Regions from separate parts of the Mus musculus genome. Here region 1 is linked to region 2. A link is a loop called in an ENCODE intact Hi-C map of the cell type or tissue named here. Cell type or tissue: heart. All regions are shown on one strand. Links, peaks and the distances in the headings refer to the core of each region. The heading gives the core; the rest is flanking DNA.

Evidence for each region. Peaks named below come from ENCODE experiments on the same cell type or tissue, not always from the same donor. Only the 100,000 strongest peaks of a DNase experiment are listed, where the experiment ranks them.
Region 1: a loop joins it to region 2, with 2.8 times the contacts of the local background. A loop is called at or near these places in 10 of 42 quality-filtered maps.

The regions. Positions count from the first base shown.
Region 1 is chr2:158,686,612-158,689,523 of GRCm38, reverse strand. The region is part of intron 1 of Ppp1r16b (protein phosphatase 1, regulatory subunit 16B); the gene reads right to left. Among named protein-coding and RNA genes, the nearest start is that of Ppp1r16b, 21 kb to the right of the region's middle. In heart, for the core only: a CTCF peak has its summit at 1,706; a DNase peak (open chromatin) is centred at 1,553; H3K27ac peaks cover 836 bases.
Region 2 is chr2:158,735,328-158,738,239 of GRCm38, reverse strand. All of the region lies in intron 2 of Ppp1r16b (protein phosphatase 1, regulatory subunit 16B), which reads right to left. Among named protein-coding and RNA genes, the nearest start is that of Fam83d, 31 kb to the left of the region's middle. In heart, for the core only: a CTCF peak has its summit at 1,779 (motif pointing right); a DNase peak (open chromatin) is centred at 2,739.

The DNA.
Region 1 (2,912 bases), core at 292-2,791, 49 kb after region 2:
AATCTCAGTATTTTAAGGAGGCCAGGCTTCGAGGTAAATCAGTGGAATGGCAATATTTTAAGCTTGGTGCATGGTGAAAGTATCAATGAACCATCACACAGGCCTGTGAGACCTCAGCTCATAAAGGGACTGGGCTGGGGGTATGATATGGGGGTCTGCGCAGGCAATGAGGTCATCAGGAAGTGTGTGCAAGTGTGAGAAAACTGAGTCCAGGGGAAGTAGGGTGGGGTACTGACTTTCCCCAACATCTGGGCCACATACCAAAATAGCTCAATTGTGACCAACAGGAAGTTTAAGGCCAAGGCATTGGGCCCTGGGAGAAGCGGGAACAGGCCACCAAGGTGTCGTCACCTTACCCCCCATCCCCCAGGCTGGCAGAGTCTTAACTTGGTTCTTCTCTATGCACACACTCATCCTTGCTGCCTTGAGGAGAAGGGACCAGGGTGCGCATCTGGGCACCGTGAGATTGGCCCTTAAGGGGAAGAGTGCTCAGTGGAAGCGGAGCCATGGGATAGCAGGAGGCACAACAGATGAAAGGCTGTTGGTGGGGTTGCTCCTGCTACTGAGCGTACTCCTGAGAAGAGCACAGTAATGGGAGGTCTTAGAACTCCTTCATTATCCTGAGCCCTGATTGGTCAGAGGTCTTGGTAAGGGCCTGAGCCCAGACAGGGATTGGTTCTAGGGCAGGCCTAGGCCTTAAGTTGGCCCAACCAGAAGCTTTCTCTTCCCTCTGTCTGAGGAGCCAGGAGACTGAAGCCAAGGTGCTCTGAAGGCAGTCTCTACATGCAGCCAGTGCTTGGTGGTAAAGGAGATGAATAAGGGGTCCTTTGAACAATGAGACGCTGGACTCCAGCTAGCCAAACCAACACACCTCATATATTATATAACCCAGTTCCTTATTACCCAGAATATCTTAAAGTGCGGCAAGGATGCTTTTAAAGATGCAGGTCTAGGGACCCCAGGAAGGGTTGTGGCCTCTTGCAGAAGACTATTATCAATATGCGGACTTTCCCCTACAAAGGCCATTACAGACTCAACAGGTCTAAGTGGAAGGCCAGCCTTGAGGAAGGGAAGAAGGTCAAGGCTGGGTTCCAACAGCATTCATGTGTGTTGACTTGGGAGAAAGGACACACACATGCACACGCACACAGGCGCGCACACACACACACACACACACACACACACACCACACACACACACACACAGGAGGGAGCAGCTGATTGACACATCTTTGGAATCAAGCCTACCAGTTTGAGAAAAACAACACGAGGGAAGGTGAATTCGAATTGAAGAGACTGTCGAACATGAGTCAGAGAGAGAGCGTTTCAAAGTTCACACTGTTAAAATGTTCGGCTTTTTCTCCCAGTTCCTCGGCTATTCTTCTCGGCGGTCTTGGCAGGCGCTGCGGGAGGAAGGGCCACGAGTGCTTTTCTCCTCGTGTTTCCTGTGCCACTGAGCATGAGGGGAAAAAGAAAACAAAACAAACAGCCCGGGTGGGCAGCGGCGGCGGGGCGGGCGGTGCCTCCTCCCTTCCAGCTCTCACTCAGGGCTTGCTTCTTCACTAAAGGGATGCACACCCCCGCCCTCCCACAGTACAGCTGCATAACATCACCCTCGAGAGCTCGAGATGCTCCACGCATGAGCAAGGAGACTTGCTCCAGATATCCGAATTAGCAATCTCCTCTGTCCCTCCGGCCCCACCGTCAGGGGACTCGGTGCACTGACTGTCCTACTCCTGCAAGAATGACCCCTTTAGACTCTGGGCACAGTCACCATACCCAGGCCTCCTGGTTCTAAACCTGATGGAGGACCAGGGTCCCCAAGGAACTGCTCCTCAACTCTACTTCTCCCAGACATGTCACTTCATTCAGATCTCTTAATGGTGACCCTGAAGCTCATTTACAGGGTTTCACATTTATAAAGAAGAGAGGCAGAATTCATAATTCATCGGAATAAAGAGTGACCAGATAACCCATGGCCCGGGCTCTCTCTGGAGATGAATCATGGTCAGCTCTGGGGCACCAATGACATTTCCTTGGACTAGTTGAGGACACTGGTTGCTTCAGCCTCAGGTAGAATCAGACTTGTGGGCAGGTAATATAGGGATGCTGTCAGCCAGGCCTGAGGGAAAAAAACTTCTAATGCAAAATCAGAGGCCAGCCCTAGAACAATGTTGGGGTCCCTCTCCCCTATACTCAATAACCACCCATCAGGCTGCAAAGAGACAAGGGCCAGCGGTGTGGTAGACAGTTTCCCAGGAGCCCCAATCCTGACTGGGCTGGGAAAGCATCCAACAGAATAAGGATTTTGCTGAGCATGTCTGGAGCCCGCATCTGACAACACAACCTGTCAGGTCCATTCCAAGCAGATGATGGGTTGATGTTTGGGGTTGGCGCTTCATGTAAAGGTGAGATGGCCTCCTTAGGCTTCCAAGAGATGGATTTCAAAGGGGTCGATGGTTCAGTGGACACAGGAAGCCCATGAACACATCAGTCATCCACACTGAGCCTCCTGTTAGACACGTGAACCCAGAGAAGCCAGACTACTTGTAGGTAAGAATGCCAGTGTGGGGAGGGGCCCAGGGGACACACACAAAGGACAGGGACATGCAGATATAATATCTGTAAACGTCCCATGTGGTCCCATCAATCACAGTCACCGGTTTCCCAAAGAAGCTTATATAACAGCTAGGTAGAGGGAAATGGGAGTCATATTACGAACACAGTTCCTCCAAGATTGGGGGTGTGGAACCCCCACCCCCATCCCCTGTGCAGAAACAGAAAAAAAAAAAAAAAAAAAAAACTTCCTCCAAAGCCAGAGGATCATTTTCAAAGCAGGCCACCTGCGGCCACAGAATACCCTCCTAGATCATAGGTCATTAAACAAGGGACAGCTGTTGGGAGTGTGAAGAA
Region 2 (2,912 bases), core at 316-2,815:
AGGCATATAAAGTCTGCACGACCAATGGGCCTCTCTTTCCACTAATGGCCGACCAGGCCATCTTCTGATACATATGCAGCTAGAGACACGAGCTCTGGGGGAGGGGGATGTACTGGTTAGTTCATATTGTTGTTCCACCTATAGGGTTGCAGATCCCCCCAGCTCCCTGGGTACTTCCTCCAGCTCCTCCATTGGGGGCCCTGTGATCCATCCAATAGCTGACTGTGAGCATCCACTTCTGTGTTTGCTAGGCCCCAGCATAGTCTCACAAGAGACAGCTATATCTGGGTCCTTTCAGCGAAATCTTGCTAGTGTATGCAATGGTGTCAGCGTTTGGAGGCTGATTATGGGATGGATCTCCGGGTATGGCAGCCTCTAGATGGTCCATCCTTTCGTCTCAGCTCCAAACTCAGTCTCTGTAGCTCCTTCCATGGGTGCCTTGCTCCCAATTCCAAGAAGGGGCAAAGTATCCACACCTTGGTCTTTGTTCTTCCCGAGCTTCATGTGTTTCGCAAATTGTATCTTATATCTTGGGTATTCTAAATTTCTGGGCTAATATCCACTGATCAGTGAGTACATATCATGTGAGTTCTTTTGTGATTGAGTTATCTCAGTCAGGATGATGCCCTCCAGGTCCATCCATTTGCCTAGGAATTTCATAAATTCATTCTTTTTAATAGCTGAGTAGTACTTCATTTCTTAAGCTCCTAACATTTTCTGCAACAGTCATTTGTGTCAACTACAAGAGTCACATTCTCATTGCATGGAAGACTCAATTATGTATCCATCCATCCATATAGCCAGCGAGCCAGGCATCCATCCATCCATCCATCCATCCATCCATCCATATAGCCATCGAGCCAGGCATCCATCCATCCATCCATCCATCCATCCATATAGCCATCGAGCCAGGCATCCATCCATCCATCCATCCATCCATCCATCCATCCATCCATCGATGCACCACCATCTAAGCAATCTTCCTAACAGGTCTCTAAGACGTTCACAAGTTAGCAGCAGGCACGCTACACACATACATGTGCACACACATGTGCCCCATTCCTCATCCTTTAGGGCTCATTCAGTCTCCCTGGCCTCTTCCTGTTACACACACACACACACACACACACACACACACACACACACACGCATCTCATGGGCAACCATACCACACCCTGACCCGCATAACCGGGTAATTACAGTTCTTGTATTTTTCTGCATGCTAAACTCCAGCCCAAGAAGGCAGGAATGTAGCCTGGTATTTATGACTGTATTCCTAAGGCCTGACACACAATGAATCCCGGGAACTCCTTCCTCCAGGACCTTGGCACCCTTGGCAGTCCCCTAGCTCAGTTCAAAGACACAAGCACACGGCTGGAGAGATGGTTCAGTGGTAAAAAGCATGTGCCGATCTTGCAGAGGACCCCTGTTTGATTCCCAGCACCCATGGGGCAGCTCACAACTATCTGTAATTCCAGTTCCAGGGGATCCAATGCCCTCTTCTAACCTTCTTGGGCAATGGACACACATGTGGTGCACAGATGTACATGTAGGCAAAATACTATACACATGAAATACAAATAAATAAATATTGAGAAAGTACATACAGGCGATCCATCTTAGACTGCTGCAGACCACCTTGACCATGAACCCAAGTAGACAGACATCTGTAACTTTAGTATTTTCATATCTTATTCTTTGTTTGTTTGTTTGTTTGTATTTTGTTTTGGTATTTATTTATTTACTATATGTAAGTACACTGTAGCTGTTTTCAGATACACCAGAAGAGGGCGCCAGATCTCATTACGGGTGGTTGTAAGCCACCATGTGGTTGCTGGGATTTGAACTCAGGACCTTTGGAAGAGTAGTCAGTGCTCTTAACCGCTGAGCCATCTCTCCAGCCCCCCATATCTTATTCTTAATGATGGTTCTTAAACACTTTAACCTCCCTTGTAGCCCACCATCCACCAGAGGTAGTGGGAAAGAATGTGAGGGAAGTGGAACCGTTTAAAAAGGTTCTTTGGAGCAACTCCTGTCTATGTTGTCAGGAAATGGGCAGTTCAGTTCACAGATTAGCAGGCAGCGGCAGCTTGATCCATTTGCAAACACTTCACAGACCAGTTCAGTAGAGTTGGGTTAGCAACAATGGTGACACAACCTAGCAGAAACAGCCAGGCCTCAGCTTCAGTTCAAGTCATCAGGAGGGACAGCAGGAACACCAGGAGAAGTTCTCAGCTGTGCCTCTCTCAGGGAAGCAAAGATCAATGAAGACTTGAGACCCACAAGCATTGCACAGCTAGATGCACCAGCAAGCCAAGCTCTGTCTCCATCACTCCATCGAGCCCCCTTTATACCCTCCAAACATCGCGTGTCCTCCACGTGCCTTGCCTCAGCACACACATCCAATCAGCCCGAGTTCTCAAAGTCCCGACAAATGGAGCTTAACTGCACAATGTAAGTCTGACCAATACATGAGTGTTGTTAGCAAAGAATCCTTCATCATGAGTCCTTTCACAGGTTTGCTTTAGCAGAACATCCTCTCTCCTGTATCTCCTTCAGTGAAACGTTCCTTCACGCGTCTTGCCTGAGTCTTTCACCTGTGTCCACTCCAGGAAAACACTCCTTCACATGTTTGCCCCAGCAAAACACCATCCAACACAACTGACCCCAAGGAAGCTGTAAGTTTCCACTTCATACACCGCTATGACAGGAAGTGTAACAGGAAGCTCTGCCCACGCACAGGTGCCTCCTACAGAGCTCGGTAACTTAGTAGATGGGCCTAGCCCAGGGCTACTTGAGGAGATGACGGTAAAGCCACTGAGATAATTAATCTCCAATGTTGGCTGGATTTGAAATCACGGTGGACACACACCTCTGGCCATGTGTAGGAGGACATTTCCAGAGATGTTTAA